2 separate regions of the Homo sapiens genome follow, and region 2 is linked to region 1. A link is a loop called in an ENCODE intact Hi-C map of the cell type or tissue named here. Cell type or tissue: GM12878. All regions are shown on one strand. Each heading gives the region's core, and the rest is flanking DNA. Links, peaks and the distances in the headings are about the cores only.

Region 1 (10,884 bases), core at 4,269-6,768:
CAAGTTACTGACCCACAGAATCTGAAGCTAAATAAATGGTTATTGCTTTAAGTCATGGAGTATTGGGTTTTTTTGTTTGTTTGTTTTGTTTTTACACAGTAATACATAACTGATAAACATACTTGCATTATTTTTGTAAACACAAAAAGCTTAACATTTACAATTTTTTTTGCCTTGCTGCCTCCCCAAAAATTATTTCTAAGAGATACCCAAAATAATATCCATATTTTATATTTTCCTATTTTTCTTTATTTTTTTATTTTCTTTTTTTCCTTTTTTTTTTTTTTTTTTGAGACAAGGTCTTGCTGTGTCACCCAGGCTGCAGTGTAGTAGTGGAATCAAGCTCACTGCAGCCTTGACTTTCTGGGCTCAAGCCATGCTCCTACCTTAGCCTCCTGAGTAGCTGAGATTACAGGCCTGAACCACTATGCCCAGCTATTTTTTAATTTTTACTTTTTTGCAGAGACAGGGTTTCACTATGTTGCCCAGGCTGGTCTTGAACTCCTGGGCTCAAGAAATCCTCCCACCTCAGGTGCCAAAGTGCTGGGATTACAAGTGTGAGCCATTGTTCCTGGCAAAGTTTAGAATATTAATGACTGATTCCTAAATAATCTTCTAAATAAAACTGAGCAATAATATATTGAATTTTGGGGAAAAAAGGCAGTTTATACACATTTACATATTCATGAAGGAACCGCTGAAAAGCAAATTGTAGGCTCATATAAATATATAACATTGTAGTGCTGCTTTTGTAAACAGTAATTTTAACAGGAAATTAAATTTTATCATAATCACAAATCAAACTTTCAGTTCTGTTCATGTAAGTTAAAGGTAACTTCTGCTGCATGAACACCATAAGCAGAAATTTTATTATTAAGCTTTTTTTACATAGCAACTAAATTTTAAAGGTTTCTTAAAAGCTCTCAAGGATAATTTTATATTAGATGCCACCCAAGACACAATTAAAATTTTATGCACACTTATGCTGACAGTTGTCAGAAAATGCCTTGAGAACTTTGCATACTTTTCTTTCTGTATAAGAACAATTAATACAGATTCCCAGAAGGGTACGTAGTGTACGCAAGTAACTGGTTGACCCCCTTTGGGCAGATTTTAACTGCATTATGCCTTAGATATACAATAAACCATTAGTGGTAATTAAAATTCATTTAGTATCAGTGATAAGCTAAGGTATCATTAAAGGTCTTGACTTTGTCCTTAATTATTTGGGTTATTGTTTTTATTTAATTAGATCAGTTTAATGAGTCTTTGGTTGCAGTGTGACTCTACATTGAGCAACACACCTTGAAGGGCCACATCTTTGACAGCCTTGGCTGCTCATTTGTAATCTAATGGAGTTAACTTATTGAACTTCACACACCAGATTAGGTTAGTGAATTCTCTTAGGAAAGCAGACTGGATTGGGTTACAAGTTTTGTCTAGATTTAGTAGAATTCAATTCAAGTCAACTAATGATGTACATTAAACAAACTCCTCTGAAGAATCCCTTCCTCCTTCTAACTATAAATTACACTTATCCATTTCACTACTTTAATAACTATAAAAGACTCTGAAGGGAAGTTGCAAAATGGGGCATTCCCTCTTTATACAGACAAAGTCCCAATATTCTCTCAGATGGCACAAAAGTCATTTAAGGTTTCTCTGTGGAAGTGTCATTGTTCTTTTCTAAAATAATGTAAGGTAGAGAAACCTCCAGGTGTTAAGAGTAATGAGAGTATATTCATTATTAGTGTTGTCATACAAAACTACCACACACAAGGTGGCTTAAAACAACATAAATTTATTCTTTCACATTTCTGAGGGCTAGAAGCACAATATCAAGGTGTCAGCATGAAGATATTCGCTCTGAAGGCACTAGGAAAAAAAATATTCCTTGCCTCTTTTAATTGTCGGTGGTTTCTGATGTTGCTTCGCTTCTGACAGCCTAATTTCAATCTGTGCCTCTGTTTTCATATGTCCATCTTCTCTGCGTGTTTCTGTGGCTTCACATAGTGTACTTCTCTCCGTTTCTCTCTCCACTCTTCCAAGGGTTTGGCATTGGATTTACGGACCACTCTAACCCAGTGTAACCTCATCTTAACCAATTACTTCTGCAAATATCCTGTTTCCAAATAACAGGGCCACATTCTGAGTTTCCAAATGGACATGAGTTTCGGGTGGAAACTGTCTGACCCACTACAGAGTAGATACTCAGTTATAGACAAATAACTGAAAGAATTCTGAAAATGTGCTCCTGCATCTACTTGAACCAGAGAATCAGAGAAGTTCCTTGGAGTTTTGTTTATCTGTAAATTGATTACTGTTTTCCTTATCTGTAATTGGTGAGTAGTTTTCCTCGTCTGTAAATTAATGAGGCTCTTTTAATTTTTAGTTCCTACAATGTTTGTTTGCATTTAAAAGGCTTGCGCATATAGATAAAATGAGTTAAGGAAAAGCCTTGGGAGATCTGTGTAAAACAGCAGATGAGAAGCCTTTAAAGGAGACAATGTGAATATTTTTGGTGGGTTTAGACTAATAATCATTTTTACCATAAATGATATCATTTCTATCTTATTTATGTAAAGTACTCTGTGAAATATCCAACGGAATATTTCCACTAGTGACCTAATGACACGAGACTACAAAATTAGGTTTGATCAGCAGAATATACCAATAAAGCATGTTATAGTTACTTTAATGTGTTGACTTGACTAGGCTATAGCACCCAGTTATGCAATCAGATTCCAATCTTGGTGTTGTTATGAAGGTGTTTTATAGATGTTCATATCTATAATTCGTTGAATTTATGTAAAGAAGGTTGCCCTCACTAATGTGGGTGTGCCTTGTCCAATCAGTCGAGGGCCTTAAAATCAAAAAACTAGAATTTTCTGGGAAAGAAGAAGTTCTACTTCCAAGCTACAACAGCAACTACTGCATGAGTTTCCAGCTGCTGGCCTGCCCTATCCAATTTAGACTTGCCAGCTCCTACAATCGTGTGAGCCTATTCCTTAAAATAAATATCCTTATGTATATCTATGTGTGTGTTTTTAAACATTAAAGTCAAATATATATATATTTAAATATATATATGTTTAAATATATATATATAAAAACATATATATGTTTAAATATATAAATATATATCTCCGAGATATTTATATATTTATATATTTAAACATATATATATTTAAATATATGTATATATAAATATATATATCTATCTCCCATTGGTTCTGATTCTGTGGAGAACCCTATACAACTATTATGTATCTATCATATGAGAAATAAACACTTTTTTCTTTAAAAAGGTGAGCCACATAGTCATCATAATAAAGGAAATTTTCAATATTTATAACTTTCAAATTAATATGTGTGTGTAGAAAGTCATATGGTCATAAAATGCAACTTTCCTTAGAAGAAATATACAAATATAATAATAATGGAGTGTTAATCAAAATATCTTTACTTTTCAATAATTTTACATGTTTTTATTTTTACTCCATTCTATATTCTCATTAACGTAATGCTCTTCTTGAGGAAGAGTATTAAATAATATCAAATCAGTTGCACGTTAGATGAAAATCACTGACACGTTATCGTTTCATATCACTAGTAGACAGAATGAAATAATCAGCAGTATATATAACCTGCACCTCAAATTTAGTCAAAATAGTTATATGAGTAAAATGATGGCCGGGCACAGTGGCTCACGCCTGTAATCCCAGGACTTTGGGAGGCTGAGGCAGGTGGATCACGAGGTCAGGAGATCAAGACCATCCTGGCTAACATGGTGAAACTCCCTACTAAAAAATACAATAAATTAGCCAGGCGTGGTGGCACGCTCCTGTAACCCCAGCTACTTGGGAGGCTGAGACAGGAGAATTGTTTGAACCCAGGAGGTTGAGGTTGCAGTGAGCTGGGATCATGCCACTGCACTCCAGCCTGGGAGACAGAGTGAGACTCCGTTTCAAAAAAAAAAAAGATTAAGTAAAACAAAATTTAATCTGTTCAGTTAGTAAAATTCTTTCCAGTTTGAGAAGTGAATATTCACCACTGTAAGAAAGTTAAAGAGGGTATACAGAAAAGTCAATTGAATTAAACATATTTAAAAAGACACCTCTTAAAAACCCAATCTTTCAAACACCATGCAGTATAAACAAATCAGAAAAAGAAAATATAGAAATGAAACACAGTACACAGTGGTGCTGTGCTACAAGAGCTTTGTCTCTAAGCAGAGATCATGGAGACTGAAATTACCCTTGGATCACATTCTGTGATGCATTCTGGAAATGAACTTAACGGGGACACAGCCAACTTCCATCACACTTGCAATTGGTGCTCACCTCTAGAGGGCCATCTACTGAGTCTGAACAGCTCCTTACTGCCCAGTGGTTGAATACAGGTAAGTTCCATATAGTAATGCCTTGACTCCATTGTTTACAGATACAGAATTAGAAATGTACCATCATTGAATTATTTTCTTCCTATCTGATATAAACTTTATACTTATGATATACAGGACCTTTGATGCCTTATTTAAAGAGCAGCAAGCTCCCATGACTACAGGGACTGGATCTCTCTATTTTGCTAATATTTCCCTATTTCCTATCACTGTTTTTCGGTCCAGTATTATATTACCAGGAAAAACTTCATAATGAACCTTTACCTGTTTCCTTAATTGAATGAAAATGTACACTGACAATGTTGACTAAGGACATGCCTGACTCTTATATGAACTTCAGAACTTACCAAACATACTCAATTAACTTCAGTAATGGTGGTTTCACACAAACACACACATTCATATGACACGTATATATGAAAGTGATGCAGGCCAGGCAGGTGAGCCCCCGAATTGGAGCTTAGGCCTTGAGGGTTCTTGGTTTTTCCCAGGAAAGAATTCAAGAAAGAGCCAGTGGTGTTAGGAATCTTTTATTGAATGATATTGCTTCTAGTAGAACAGTGCTACCTTACAGGCAGTTCACCCAGAGTTAGCTACCTATGGGCAGTAGACAACTGTATCTGCAGGTACTTGCAATTATATGCAAATTAAGGAGTGGTTTAATGTAAATTGAAGGACAGGTTATTTAGAACTTTCTATGAAAGGAGAGGTAACTTCCAGGTTTTTGCCATGGAAAGGGGCAGTAATTTCCAGGTTGTTGCCATGGCATTTGTAAACTGTCATGAGATTGATGCGGCCATCAATACATCTTATGCTAATTAACAATTAGAGCAGCTAGGGATTGTTTTCCTCTCCATATGGTTTCAGCCAGTTTCTTCATTTTACACTGCCTGGACCAGATCTTGTTTTACTCAGCAGGGTTGTGAACAGAAAACAAGTCTTGCAGGTCTCCTACCTCAAAAGGGCAAGCTCATTTTTATTCAGGCTGATCTAATATTACTTGGCCAGTTTGAATAACAGACTGTTTAGTGTAAATACAGATCGGATATAAAAATGGTTCAAGCAAACCTAGATGTCCTTTAAATTTTTGGTACCCTAAGACTACATGATTACATTGAATAAGAAAAACAAGGTATTTTTAATTTCCTTTATTTGATTTGCATGTTAATTCTCATTAAGTTTGTTTTATTGGTCACTTAGAATCAAGGCAAATAGGAAAATAGCTATTTGCATTGAGAAATCTACATATTTGTTTTATCCTGTTTAAAATATCTGGTATACTAAGTGAGCCAGAATAAACATTCTGATACTGATAAACCTATCTCTAGGTTTTTATTCTCTATTAAATAGATTCAAAATAGAAACATATCAAATGAGTTAATAAAAAATTTCAAGACATGTAATAAAAATCAGGCTGTTTTAATTAGATGATGGCATGTCAATTTTGCTTCCATATCTGATAAAATTTGGCTTTTACATTTTTACAAATTATACACTTATTGTCATACACAGTAATGTGCCATATTATAACATTTCAGTCAATGACAGACCACGTCTATAACTATGGTCTCATAACATTACAATGGCACTTGAAAATTCCTATCACCTAGTGATGTTTTAACCATGATACCATTGTAGTTCAATGCCTTATTCAATTGTTTGTGATGATGTTGGCGTAAACAACTCTACTAGCTTATTAAAAGTATGGCACACACACTTATTTACAGTAGGTAGTACTTGATAATGATAATAATCTACTCTGTTACTGGTTTATGTATTTACTATGCTATACCTTTCATTTTTATTTTACTTTATTTTATTTTATTTTATTTTATTTATTTATTTATTTATTTATTTTGAGACGGAGTCTCACTCTGTTGCCCAGGCTGGAGTGCAGTGGCACATCTTGGCTCACTGCAAGCTCCACTTCCCGGGTTCATGCCATTCTGCCTCAGCCTCCTGAGTAGCTGGGACTACAGGCACCCACCACCATGTCTGGCTATTTTTTTCTATCTTTTTTTAATAGAGACAGGTTTCACCATGTTAGCCAGGATGGTCTCGATCTCCTGACCTCATGATCCATCCATCTCGGCCTCCCAAAGTGCTGGGATTACAGGCATGAGCCACCGCACCCGGCCATCTTTATTTTTTAAAGTATACTTCTTCTATTTATTAAAAAAAAAAAAAGTTAACTATAAAGCAGCCTCAGGTAGACCTTCCAGAAAGCAGTCTAGAAGAAGGCATTGTTATCATAGGAGATGACAGCACACACATGTTATTGCTTCTGAAGACCTTCCAATGGGACAAGATGTGGAGGTGGAAGACAGTGATACAGATGATCCTGACCTTATAGGCCTAGGCTAATGTGTGTGTTTGTATCTTCGTTTTTAACAAACAGTTCAAAAATTAAAAAACCATTATAAATAGAAAAAATTTAAAATAGAAAAAGCCTTATAGAATGTGGATATAAAGAAAGAAAATATTTTTGTACAGCTATAAAATATGTTCCTGTTTTAAGCTAAGTGTTATTACCAAAGAGTAAAAATGTTAAAAAAGATTGAAAGTTTATAAAGTAAAACTACTACAGTAAACTGAGGTTAATTTATTACTAGAGAAAGAAACAATTAATATATTTGATTTAGCTCAAATATGCAGAGTTTATAAAGTTTACAGTAGTGTACAGTAATGTCCTGGGCTTTCCCGCTCACTGCTCACTCACTGACTCACCCAGAGCTATTTCCAGTCCTGCAAGCTTCATTTGTGGTGAGTGCTCTGTATAAATGTAACATTTTTTACTCCTTTGTACTGTATTTTTACTGTGTCTTTCCTATGTTTCCATATGTTTAGGTACACAAATATTTGTCATTATGTTATAATTGCACTTAGTATTCAGTAAAGTAACATGCTGTACAGGTTCCTAGCCTAGGAGCAAATTAGGCTATGCCATACAGCTTAGGTGTCTGTAACCTAGACCATCTAGTTTTGTCCAAGTACACTTTATGATGTTCACACAACTATAAGATCACCTAAGGACACATTTTTTAGAATGTATTCTGTCATTAAAGGACACATACTGTAATTACTTCAGTCTTCCACCTAGTTATTCATCTTACCAAACTTTATAGAAATGAAATTCAATTTAAAATTTGTAAATTAATCACTTCTTATTTGTAATGTCAGCAGTATTTGCTAACAAGCATTACCTACTATTGAGATCACAGTAAAGCTTACATACTTTGTATGACACCTTGAAGAGCCAAGAGTGCCTTAGGCACATTTATTCTTAATCTGAGGGTATTATATGCCCTAGTGGAAAACAAAACAAAGCAAAACAGTATCCTTAATATTCTGCATTTCATAGTTAACGTTTTTATCTTTGTTCAAATCAACAGAGTCTATAAGGCAATTGTTGGGCGATTAAGGTTAATTAAATTGACTTTCTAGTAACCATTGTCATACTCTCCCACTGAACCATACAGTAGATTTTCTAACGGGTGCAAAGGTGATTACGTTCTGCACTACTTCCAGTATTGGAAAGAACATTCTTACATCCTGTCTGTACTTGTTTTAGAATATAGTCTTTCTTGTTAACTCTGATCAAAGTTAAATATGCCCATGATAGTTCCACTAATTTTACCCAAAAATAACATAAATAATTGCCATGTTGATTGTCTTTAATAATTTGTGAAAGGAAATTTTCTTGGGAGTATTCTAATTTTAAAAAGTGATTTGCCCATTTCCCCTTCGGTATAATAGAGCAAGACTGTGAGGCCCATAAGATAGAATGCGCATTTTTAAATAATCTTGATTCAAGTGGATATGTCAGTATATAAATTAAGTCATAATAATATGATATTTAATTATATTATTATATAATAATATGATATTTAATCATATTATTATATAATAATATATTTAATCATATTATATAATAATATATATATTTAATTATAAAATAGTAAACTTAAAACAGTGAGATGTATAGAAGCTTTTTGTTGTTTGCGTGTGTATTTGTATGTATGTATGTATGTATGTTTGTGTTTTCGTGCCCATCTTTTCATTACCTTAACTGTTAAGAAGAGCAATTTATACCTTCATTGTGTAATAAGTTGTGGTATGCCAAAACTTAACACTGAAGTCTTCTGGAATCGACATTTTAAATTTTGCAATATTAGAGCCTCATAATTCAAATTGTCACTCCATTTATTAAAGGTCTATGCCTGTAAAAAATTTAAGTGCAAATTTTTTTCTTATTTAAAATTTTTTTAAAAAACACTTTCTTAGGCCAGGCATGGTGGCTCACACCTGTAATCCCAGCACTTTGGGAGGCCAAGGCGGGAGGATCACCTGAAGTCAGGAGTTCAAGACCAGCCTGGCCAATATGGTGACACCCTGTGTCCACTAAAAGCACAAAAATTAGACAGGCATGGTGGCATGTGCCTGTAATCTCGGCTACTAGGGAGGCTGAGGTGGGAGAATCGCTTGAACCCAGGAGGTGGAGGTTGCAGTGAGCTGAGATCATGTTGCTGCACTACAGCCTGGGTGACAGAGTGAGACTCCATCTCAAAAATAAAAATTAAACGTTCAAAAACTAAAAAAAAATAAAAACAGTTTCTGTAAGTTATGAAACTCTTGCCTTTGGATTTGGATTTGTTATGATCGTAATAACTATAGTGATATCCACTTTAAAAGGCCTACATTTGAGCAAAATAGAGTTTCATTTTCATGAAAAAAATGGGAGCTTTTCAAAGGTAATTCTAATTATTAGTCATGACACTCATGAATAATGCTTATGTTTACTTTTTAAATTTAAGAAACACTCTCCCAGAGTAACCAAAACTTGAAAAGAATCTTGAAGTTTTAATTTGATTAAAAATGCCATCGATAATGTTTTTTATTAAAACATTATATGATTAAAAATCAGAAGCTTATTTCTGATTTTTAATGTTTTGTTAAAAAGGAAGTTTTTAAAGTTTCTTTTATTTGGATAATTAATTCAAGGAAAACCATACCACCATAAGTGAGAGAAGACTTAAACTTCTCAACTCATTGCAATTTGTCTTATTCTATTTCCAAGAAATTCTTTTCCTCTGACATATGTTTCCAAGGTAGCTTTGACAATTTTTGATATATGTATTTAATGTATATACGTACACAAAATATATACATGTGTATATATAAATCAAGCCTATATATAAATGAAATGTATATAAACCGTATGTATATGTTAGCATGGCAGCATTTTCGGTTAGCTTTTTGTTTGTTAAGAAGTTGGAGTTTTGAGGGGAGGGGGAAGGATTAGTACTTTGCATCAAATAGCTTGCTTTATGATGGTAGAATTGCTTTTACTTTTGTGATTTTTTTTTGAAGTGAAATTCAGCTTTTTGCACAAGTAGTGCTATTATACACATCATCAGTGTCTTACATGTACTGTATTACATTCCATACCCTCATTTAATTCTTAATAAACTGTACATATACCGTATCACATTCCATACCTTCATTTAATTCTCAATAAACTGTTCACTTATTTTTTTTTAAAAAAAGGTTTTTTTGGACTGGGTCCAGGGCACTGCTGCTCAGTTAAACCTCTTTTCTTTAACTGACCTCTAAAGAGGTCAAATCAGATTAATTTTTTAAGAGTTTGAATCAAAAATTTGATCTAAATATTAGGTATATCTTCGGAGCACCTATAAAGATCATTTTGTTGGTTATATGGTAGTAATCAAAATAATTAAGGCTGGGTGTGTTGCCTCATGCCTGTAATCCCAGCACTTTGGGAGGCCAATGCTGGAGGATTGCTTGAGTCCAGGAGTTCCAGCCAGCCTGGGCAAAATGGCGAGACCCTATCTCTATTTAAAACAAAAAGAGAATTAATAGATGAGTCTGTAAGAAATGCCACTTAGGACTCATGGCCAAAATAATACTATTTTTTTTCTTAAGATTCTTGAATAGAAAACAAACTTGTATCAACATTAATTGAAAAAAATACAATATCTCATCTAAAAACTCACCTTCTATATTTAGCCCAAGAGCAATCATAATTTTTAAAGGAGGAAAGTCTATAATTCAAAAACATTTTTCAGTGAAGAGCACAGAGATAATTCAATACAGATAACTTTAACTCTTTAATTTTAATTTATTACTATGTAACATCTATATTCTTATTTGCTTAATGTTGGTTGATTTGCGTTTTATAATAATTGTTTAATGATTTAAGCTTCAGGAATAAATTCAAGTAATAGAATATCACAGAAAGTTCATAAAACCCTTATTATGAAATAGAAATTAAAATATACTTAGTATTTATATCAAAAATTATAGTATAAGAATATTAATATTTTATAAGCTTTCTCAGAAACAAATGAGATTGAGACTTCTGGTTTTTCCCTAATATCTCTTCCCAATTACCCCATAGAAACATATGTTATGGTTGGTTATGTGGACACCCTGATATATTTTTCAGCCTGCTTTGGGAGGCT
Region 2 (10,884 bases), core at 3,490-5,989, 690 kb after region 1:
GCTAAGTCACCTTCAGCCAGCTAACTGAAGACTAAAATGCTTTTGCAGATTTAAACACAAACAGATGTGGAGTTAATAAAATTATTTTGTGTTCCACAAGTTTAATATTGTTCTATTTATATATTTAAACAATGATTTCCATGTAATGGCATTTAATAACCTAAATTATTAAGCAGTTCAGTTTGTTAATTGGATTTTCATCTAGGATTTTCTAGTTACCATTCAGCATTTTAAAACTACATTTCACACGGAGATTGTAAAGGCTGTTTCTGTAAGTTACATTTAGAGAAAAGACAGACTGTAATATTCAGAATGATGAAATGACCTCCACAAGGACTTCAAGACTAATATTTTTAACTCTAATATACTAGTTCTATATTCCAATCATAGTTAAAAATAATATAAAAAATACTTTTGTGGCCTGTACTTCTAAGGCTCCTTTAATCCAGGTGTCTTATTATGTCTAACGGACATTAATCAATCAATCACAGGGGCTCTCATGTCACAGCAGGCATTATTGTCCCCATTTCACAAAAAAGACTAGACTATTCTACAGTACTTCTGGGGAAAATTGTGCTAAAAATGCTCAGGGTTATTTATATTATCACTGTTTAGAAAATGACAATGCAGAATTTTAACACCACAAAAAGAAAATTAACACCTTTTAAGGCTATGCAAACTGGCAAAGTATAGTAAGCTCCTTGAATAATTCTGTTGCTTCACTATTTATTATTAGCTCTTTCATTTTGAACCCCTTTTTAAAAATCTTTTTACCTTTTCTTTTCTAGAAAAACCTAGACCATGATAATCAAATCACAAAGGAAAGCAGGTGACAACCTTCATTCTTTTTGAATGACTGAACTAAATTTATCCCAATTTGCTATATTTTTATGACTGACAAGGATTATAAATGTCAGGTTTGTAGCTCTAACAGTTATCACAATATAAACTGACATTTTCCAGTGCCACTATTTTATCATGATTACTATTTAAATAAAGAAAATATTGAATTCTTAAGTTTTATTATTCTTTAAAATTTCAGATTATTTATAGGCATAGCTTTCATAACAGATTTTTTCTGCATCACATGTAGGGCTTAAGCAATCATGTAGGAAAACATAGAAAAAAGTTTTAAGATAGTAAACAATAAACGTACATCATGTTTAATCTTAAATAAGTTGATTACTTTAAAGTCATGTAATTTCCAGTGAAATATAATGTGAAAATCTTTTTATTTCTTGGGTCTTTATGACATTTATTTCTGTAATCTGTAAGGTAAGAACTGTTAGATTGAAATATGGACTATTAGCTATTCAGATTACATTTATAAAATGATAAATGCCTGAAGACGTAAGAAAACCTTGCATATTTTTTGGAAGCACCTCTGTTTAAACTTAAAAATAGAGACAAGAAAATGTTGAGGCAAGAACGCATTTCAAGCACAATAGCATTTGCCCAAAAATAATTCAGGAAACAGTTTTTTAAAAAGGTATGAGAAGTTTTAAGAATTAATAAACATATTACAGTGTTTTAAAAATTCTCTTTCATTACTTTCTTATTCAAAATAGTATGTTCCCTAAAACAGAACTTTGTGTTACCTGAAATAACATTATTTTGGGAACTTTCATTCCCTATTTCTTCAGTCCTCCCTTCTTCATTCTTATAATGTTTTTTGTCTTTTTTTTTTTAATAAACTCACATGATATTCTTCTAGAAGTCCAATTTGTTACATAATGTGCACATAAATAGACTTACTAATATAGGGCAGGATGGATAAGCCTCATTTTTCTCTTATAGTCTCCTCTTAGGAACCAAATTCCCCCCACAGTCCCCCTCTAATTGAATTAGGATGAGTCAGGGAGACAATGTACATTGTTGACTTCTGCAGCCCTGGCTTAACTCCGTATCACTGATAACACCAAAGTAATGGAAATGGGGATTGCTAAGCCTTTAAAAGATACTGTTATGCTTTTTATGAGAATTAAGTTAATATTACTCTGCTTACAAAAATTACATATCTTTGTGTGTTTATACACGTGTTCTTTAGAATAATTTTTTTCTTAAATGAAAATCCTATTCTGTAGTGCCCTGTAATACAAGCCTTTAAATAGTCCTACAATGTACCATGTCTTTTCATTCCCATGCTTATGAATTTACTGTTCTCCAGCCACAGATTGGTAAAACATTCAGAAAGAATTAAGAGAACGTCAAAGAAACTTCTTGGCTGCAGGGAATGGGGTTGGTAAGTAAGCCAGAATGTATCATAAAAAAGATTCATTTTTTTAAAAACAGTATGTCATAAGAAACATTATATGTGGAGCTTATTCGAAACTCTAATTTAAAATATTATCCTTGCAAAAATATCACCTGTAAAATATAAGACAAACAATAAGTACCTGTAATAATAACATTGAAAAGATTATAAATGTTTCCTGATGTCACAAAAAAATTCACATAATGTTTTGATTTTAAAGAACAAATGAGTACCATGTTTTACATCTATGGACTAGTTGCAGATTACTTGTGTAATTTCTATACGTTACAACTATACCAATATAGGTGTCCTTAATGGCTATGCTAACAGAGAGTAATTACATTATTTTTGAATAATATTTGTCCCTCACCAGGGGATGAGGCCAACTTTTCAGTATAACAGATAAGTAGATTCTAAAGACCAGGTGAAACTTCAGGTAAATACCACAATTCGTTGAAAAAGGTAGAAGTGAGAATTACATAAAATAATTGCAAAGCATGTAAGGGAGAAATTCATTGTTAAAAAATATATTAATCAGCTCATTCAAACCTATTTTAAACAACCTACTATATTAAAAAAATAAAAATTAAAGATATGTGCTATATTAAAAAAAATCTTACTACCTTGGAAATATTTTCTACTTTGTGAATACCCATCACAATATCTCTTTTATGTTTTAGATTTTAAATATTTTGCTTGTTACATTAATCTTAATAGTTTGAATGCTCACTAGCAAGTAAGTTCTTGATTACATAAATGTACTACCAATCTAGTTATTTTTAATCTTTATATTGGTTCAGATTGTTTATTGGGTTTATTATTATAAGAATGACATTATGCTAAAGTTGACTTCTTGATTTAAATAACATTCTAGGGTATTTACTGAACCTGATTCCATGTTTCTCAAACTTTAATGTGAGTAAAATAGCCCAGAGATCTTGTTAAATTAAAATGTAAGTTCTGTTATATTAGCTCTTCAATGGGAGCTAAGGTCCTATATTTCTAAAAAGTTCCCAGGGGATACTAATGGTATTGATCTGTGGACCACAGATAAAGTAGCAAGGACCTAAAAGGCATGTTAAATACAAAGTATCATGGCTAAAGGGTGAGAGTGGGAAGCAAAAGCAGAAGGTTAGAGAAAGAATCACCCCTACCATTTTATCATACAAAGGTTAGTTTTGTTACCAAGCATTCTTTTGATGCTAGTACTGCTCAGAGGGTCAAGGAATGTATTTATCATCCGCATATTAATTTAATTTAGGTTGTCTCTTTCTCTCAGAGATTAGACATCTAGAGCTAAATTTTAGTTTTACTTTGAACTAGGAATGACGAAGAGGTCTCTTTGGAGCCTGGTACTCTTCAGAGGAAGGCAAATTACATAGAACAGACCAATAAGCCTTAGGGCACTTGCTGAGCAATGTGGGGTACCAGGTCAGACGGGGTTGGAAAGTGTCAACAGGAGGTAATAGAATACATGGTGGACACATTTGGGTCATCTCCAAAGCTCATGAGAGTTTTTCCTTCTTTGGAATCTATATATATCTATATATATATACACACACACACACACACACACACACACACACCCTATATATATATACACACACCATATATATGTACACTATATATAGATATGCCATATATATATACTACATATATACCATATATAGATATACCATATATATACACAAATATATATATTACTTATTTAAGCAAATTTATATCAAGTCCCTAAATTGCCAAATCAAAAATTAAAATATCCCTGGAGTTTATTTCTACAGACCTAGAGCAATATGTCTGTACAAAATATGTTACAATTTATTTTTCCAATGTCCAACTTAAAAATTGAAGAAATAAATCTCTTTTCCAGCCCTTAGTGACAAATGTTTTATCTTTATGGAAGGCACAGGGAAACTGCAAATCAACAATTTGTCCTGAACTTGATCATTTCTGTCCAGTCTTATTTTCAGAAAAGATAAGATTCATCAATGTGTATATTAGCACTTTTATGTTTTATGATAACATGCAGTATATTCAGTATAAAACTCAAATGTATATTATACCTTTATCATTTCTACAATTTAGTAGTTAAAAATAACTTCACCCACCCACAAATTTTCTGACAAAATATGATTGCTCTATATTCTGTTATACACCTGTGGCTCATTTGGAATATTCATCAGCTGAGAAGATTAAAACTACGATTACTTCAAATAGAAGGTGAAAATCTCGCTTGGTTCTAATAAAGCACCTATAATGTCCTTCAAATCTGTAGTTATAAACAAGCTTGAAAAAAATGTAATTTATGTGGTTAGTTGCTAAGATGTCTTTTATTCTGGTTACCACAGTCTCAGTAACTTACTTTAATTCCTCCAAAGAATACAGAGCACATGTATATTATATTTTAAAGATTTTGGGTAAACTTAATTGCTCCTGAAAACTAGCAAATTAAATTGCAATAACAACCTAAAAATGAGCAAAAACTTGTTGAATTAGGTTAAATATGCATTCAGAGAAAAACAAGAATCCTAAAGAAATATTGAATACAAGAAAAATTAGTTTTTAACTATATAGTATTTAGCTCTATTGAGTGTCATTTTAAGAGTTAGTGCCAAAATAATTCTAAGTATGGTAAACACTGCCATCTAGAGGACTTTTATTGTAATGCAGAGCAAAACAAAAATACCTAAAAGTGGGAAATGTACAGGCCTGTACTGTAGTTTTGTTTTTTTAATAGATTTCTCAAATCTGACAAAATTATATATTTCAAGAAATTAGCTTAACTGCAACAGTAATTCATTAAGGAATTATTTACTATGATTTAGAGTATCAATACTAATACATTGTCAAAAAATTATTTGAAATTTTTTTATTAATCATGATGTTGTTATACTTGTCAGTAATCTAATTTTGATATTATAAACAAACTATCAAATAAGATATATAGTCATATTCTTGTGAGATATAAATAAGAGTCAATAGCTAGAAAAACCAGAAATACAATCATGTTTATATATATATAATAATAAATATTTCTTTCATGAAAGCAACTAAATTACCTGTACTATTCTTATTATTTCTTCCTATCTTTCCTCTTTCAATGTGAATATTTTTCAGTCCTGTTACATTAACTTACATAATGTGCTGATTTCCAAGGTGGTGGCTGGGCCTCTGTGGGGTTACTCAGGACCTACAAAGGTGTTAAAAGAGAGGTACCTTGCTGTGTTTGTTTCCTGTTTAAATAGAAATACTAGCACATATACAGTTTCCATTGTCAAAAATCAGTGAACAGGAAAAAACATATTTTTTTCTATGACAAATTTTCCAGGGACCAGTAGTATCTATTTTTAAGTGAATATTAGACACATTTATAGTAAAAAATTATAAAATGTTGCCTAATCAAATTTATTTTTACATGCTCCCTAAATTTCAGATAACTAGTGGAATTTGTGAAACAGTCTACTTCTTATGAATTGTAACAAATGTTATGTGTATTTGAGTTTTTTTAGATGACTAGGATTTTATTTTAGTTTTAGTATCTTTTTATGGTAGCCCTGCACTTAAAGAGCTAGAGATTACAAATTTAATTCTGTGCTTAGAAAGAAAAAGTATAGTGTAAATTTCAAATCAATTCAAATAAGACGGATATGTAGCATTAAAATGTAATTCTGTCAATTTCCTATAAAGCTGTGGAGATGCCTATTTAAGGGTGAAATCTCTGACAAGTTAAAGTAATTTTTCTTCTCATAATTTGATGTTTTAATTACAATGAATATCCATAAGAATCTGACACAATTTTATTTGATTATAATTTCACATTTATGTAAGAATTACAGAGTTGATGATAGTGATGGAATTTTGACTAGTATAGTCATCATCGTATTGAATCTGGTGTTTCAATTGTACATGATTACTGAGGAGAAAGGAATGAATTAAATCATTATCAATGAACATGCCTATAATAACTTCTGCTTTATTAGAGACATAGTTTTGTATTATTTTTATCATACATATATATAATATACATGTATGATCACTGTGGAAAATATATATGGAAGAAAATAGGATATAAGAGGAGTAGAAAATGTAAAATTTTTAAACATCTCTGAAAACTTCTTAAATTTGATCCTTGCTTGCTTTTTTACTAAGAAAACTTTCATGTGTAGAGAAATAGTAAAATCTTCTCTATAGATTCAACAATTTTAAATATTTTGTCCAATTTCTTTGGTTCCTCTTTCACATATTTGCTCCAACATTTGAAAGTAAAGTATAGGCCAGGCGCCGTGGTTCAGGCCTATAATCCCAGCACTTTGGGAGGCCGAGGCAGGCGGATCACGAGGTCAGGAGATCGAGAGTATCCTGGCTAACACGGTGAAACCCCGTCTCTACTAAAAATACAAAAAAATTGGCGGGCGCGCCTGTAGTCCCAGCTACTCGAGAGGCTGAGGCAGGAGAATGGCATGAACCCGGGAGGCGGAGCTTGCAGTGAGCCGAGATGGCGCCACTGCACTCCACCCTGGGCGACAGAGCGAGACTCCGTCTCAAAAAAAAAAAAAGTAGAGTATGGATCACATTACCACAAAATCATTCAAAATAAATCTCCGAAGAGTAAGGATCATTGCCTACATAACCATGATATTATTAGCACATTTAAGGAAGTAATAATAATTCCATAAACATAATTTTATATCTACAGTATTTTAAATGTTTAGAAATTTATTTCCAAGAAGTTGAGGGATATTTGTGGGTTTTTTTTTCTTCTAAATCCAATCTAGTCTGATCACATTGCCTTTGTTTTTCTCCTTAGTTTCTTAGTTTAAAACAGTTCCCTCCATTTTTCCCCCATGACTTTGAATTTCTGATGAGTTTAGAAAAGTTGTAGGGTAGACTCTTTCACAATCTGGATTTGCTTAATTGCTTCTTCTTAGGATATTAACTTGATTCTCTGTGACCTGTATTTTTGTCAACTAGAAATTAGATCTTAAGCGGTGCTAGCCCATAAAAATATCATTTGTGACTGAGTGCCGTGGCTCACGCCTGTAATCCCAGCCCTTTGGGAGGATGAGGCAGGAGGATCACCTGAGGTCAGGAGTTTGAGCCTGGCCAACGTGGTAAAACCCTGTCTCTACTAAAAATACAAAAATTAGCCGGGCGTGGTGGCTGGGGCCCGTAATCCCAGCTACTCGGGAGACTGAGGCAGGAGAATCGCTGGGAGGCAGGGGTTGCAGTGAGCCGAGATCATCCCATTGCACTCCAGCCTGGGTGACAAGAGCGAAAATGAGTCTCAAAAAAGAAAAAAAACTTATTTGCATCACTTACATAATTTTAAATATTTTAATAGCCACTTTAAAAAAACAAGGTGAAAAACTATTTTAATAATGTATTTAATTCAATCCAATGTATCCAAAATACATCATTTAATATTATGTAACTAATATAAAATACCTTCTTTTCTAAACGTCATATCATGAACAGTGAAACAATCTGGCATTATGAGTCCCCTAGTGTAATTGAATATGAAGAATACAACCTCACCTATGAATTATTATCACCCAGAATATTCAGTTGTAATCTAATTAAGACCTAGTCTTGTGATAGGCAACATGGTAGTCATATGATTTGTGACTAGTCCAAATTACAATGTACTATGAGGGTAAAATACTCATCACATTTTGTCTGTATATATGCTTCGTTTTTTGATCCTCTAAATTAATTGAAGCTTCAGATCTACTTATTGACTTTTGTACTCTTCATTCTTGTGACTTTTGCTTTACTGTAATTGTAAGAGGGTTTTTTTTGAAAGAGTTAAAACAAACATGAAATCATTCTTCTACCTGAGAAAATAAGTTTTATATGTGCACAGAAACATGCACATCCACATATATAATCTGAATAAATATATCCCAGAAATGGGCCAGGTGTGGTGGCTCACAACTGTAATCCCAGTACTTTGCGGGGCTGAGGCGGGTAGATCACCTGCAGTCAGGAGTTCGAGACCAGCCTGGCCAACATGGTGAAACTCTGTCTCAACTAAAAATACAAAAAAATTAGCCAGGCGTGGTGGTGTGTGCCTGTAATCTCAGCTACTTGGGAGGCTGAGGCAGGAGAATAGCTTGAACCTGGGAGTTGGAGGTTGCAGTGAGCCAAGACTGCCCCATTGCACTCCAGCCTGGGCAACAAGACTGAAACTCAGTTTCAAAAAAAAAAATAAATAAAATAAATAAAATAAATAAATTCCAGAAATGAGTTCCTTCAATTACATTAAAATGAATACAGTATCACCTGTGCTGGTTGCCCTTGGAACAGCCTCCAGTCATCTGATTATTTCTCCCTTAAGATGATAAATTCAGCATACAATTTTCTTTGTTGTTTTTGCATGTAGAATGCATGGACCAGAGAAAACACTTTAAAATCTCACTTCTCATTGCTCTGTCATAGCTCCTTGTTCTCTCCCCGGAGCTGTTGTGCATCCCATTTCCCTTGGATGAAAAGTAATATTCAGCCTGTTGTTTGGCAGGAAAAGTACTCCTCAGTCATAGTATAGGAGATTAGAGACTTTTTTCCTTGCTTTGCTGTTCTGCAGAAATTAATTCTTAAAAGAAAGACCACCACCTTGTAATTGAGCTAGTGAATTCACTTCAAGGTAAGTTTCTATGTTTGCAAAGCCATTTAAGGAAGAGCCTCAAGAAAAGGAATCTCTGTGGCTCCATTTCAGTTGCTAGGGCTTTTACTTTGTGCTGAAAAGCCTATAATCATTGCTCATATACGCAAAGACAAACTTGAAGAAAAGAGAGCAACGGAAACAAATTAAACAAACAGATGCTCCCCACCCCAGGGTCAGAAGTGTCAGGGAGGGTGTTAGGTTTCCCCTGAAGGGATGGTGTTCCTTCTAAGTTCAGCCCTGCCATGTTAGAGGCAGCTCACCCAGTCCTAAATCAATATTTCCTTTAGTAAATTGGGAGTACAGCCCACTGGGAGATGAGCCTGTAACCAATCTGAGAGTCATCTTCAATGACAGGGTGAGGTCTCAGCATGAACTCTCATGGAGCCCCAGCCTCCTTTGATGTTTCTGCCTCTGCTTACCTAGTCCAATGTGTGTGCTGGTTTTTCTTTCAGTCCCCTACTTGTTCTGAAGCCTGTGAGGAATTCCAGCCAGCTTGGCAGACACCCTGAACCACCTTCTCCTGATGTTAGGGTCTCTTCTTGTTCCTACCCCACCATTTTGGAGTCAGTCTTAATACATACAGAAACAGAGAAGTCAAATACTGTCACTGGCCTGATTTTGAGAAACATTGCCATCCAGGAAATAAACAGTTATTTTACTTGACTGATCACGTTTCCTGTATATTTTGATTTGGACTTGAATTCATCAATTTGCCTTGGATATTAACATGTGTACTGCTTACCCTCTTCATACCCATTTATACTTCTGTACTTCCTGGGAAATTATTTCTCCTTTTTTTTTTTTTTGAGATAGTGTCTCACTCTGTGACCCACGCTGGAGTGCGGTGGCACTATCTCGGCTCACCACAACCTCTGCCTCCTGGGTTCAAGCGATTCTTCTGCCTCAACTTCCCCAGTAGCTGGGACTACAGGCACGCGCCACCTCACCTGGCTACTTTTTGTATTTTCAGTAGAGACAGAGTTTTGCCATGTTGGCCAGGCTGGTCTCGAACTCCTGACCTCAGGTGATCCACCCACCTTGGCCTCCCAAGGTGCTGGGATTACAGGCATGAGCTACCATGCCCGGCCAGAATCATTACTACAACCAGACTGAACTTCAGATATGTGTGCTGTCTGCTGTCCGAGATGCCTGCCAGACATACCTTCAACTTCCTTCCATCTTTTTCCTTCTTTTCTCTTTCCTCTCTTCTTCATGAATATTAAAAAAAAAAAATTGATTGGGGTTTCCAATGCACTGTATGTCTATGCACCCCACTGCTCCAAATTCATATAATAAAATCCTAACCGCAAGATGGTGGTGTTAGGAGGTAGGGCTTTGGAGAGGTGATTGGATCATGAGGGCAGTGCCTTCGTGAATGGAATTACTTATTATAAAAGAGACACCAGAGAGCTCCCTTGTCTTTTCTGCCATGTGATGTTACAGCAAAAAGACTGCCACCCATGGAGAAACAGGCCCCCCGATCCATCAGATCTGCCAGTGCCTTGATTTTGGACTTCTCAGCCCGCAAAACTGTGAGAAGTAAGTGGCCGTTGTTGATTAGCCACTCAACCTGTGGGAGTTTGTTATAGCAGCCCAAACGAACTAAGACAGAGTTGTCGTGGTTTTCCAGTTCATTTAAGGGCATTATCATTTTTATCAAATTTACTGCACAGATATTTCTCAGATTCCTTGCCTTTTAGTTCAAGGGGTTCTTTCCCTTTAATTTTATCACTTAAGAAAGATAAATTTTTGTACTTTAAACAAACAAGCAAAGCTAAAAGTCCATAGTGCATTGTAGACAAGCTTACTTGCAATTTGAAGAGTTGTCACCAGCCTGCTCTGATGCCTAGTGCTGATGTTTTTCTTAGGTTTCAGGATTGGGTCCCAATTCAGGACACATGTGACATCATTGCCATACAGTAGCCAGCAGGTGTATAAGCCACACTCTTGCAACACAAAATTAGAA

The links. Peaks named below come from ENCODE experiments on the same cell type or tissue, not always from the same donor. Only the 100,000 strongest peaks of a DNase experiment are listed, where the experiment ranks them.
Region 2: it touches region 1 in a loop (2.4-fold over the local background); 2 of 110 quality-filtered maps call a loop at or near these places.

The regions. Positions count from the first base shown.
Region 1 is chr13:66,539,598-66,550,481 of GRCh38, forward strand. All of the region lies in intron 4 of PCDH9 (protocadherin 9), which reads right to left. Among named protein-coding and RNA genes, the nearest start is that of PCDH9-AS1, 240 kb to the left of the region's middle. In GM12878, for the core only: no CTCF peak of the experiment used is centred there; no DNase peak of the experiment used is centred there.
Region 2 is chr13:67,233,583-67,244,466 of GRCh38, forward strand. No RefSeq gene overlaps it. Among named protein-coding and RNA genes, the nearest start is that of PCDH9, 8.7 kb to the left of the region's middle. In GM12878, for the core only: a CTCF peak has its summit at 4,899 (motif pointing left); no DNase peak of the experiment used is centred there.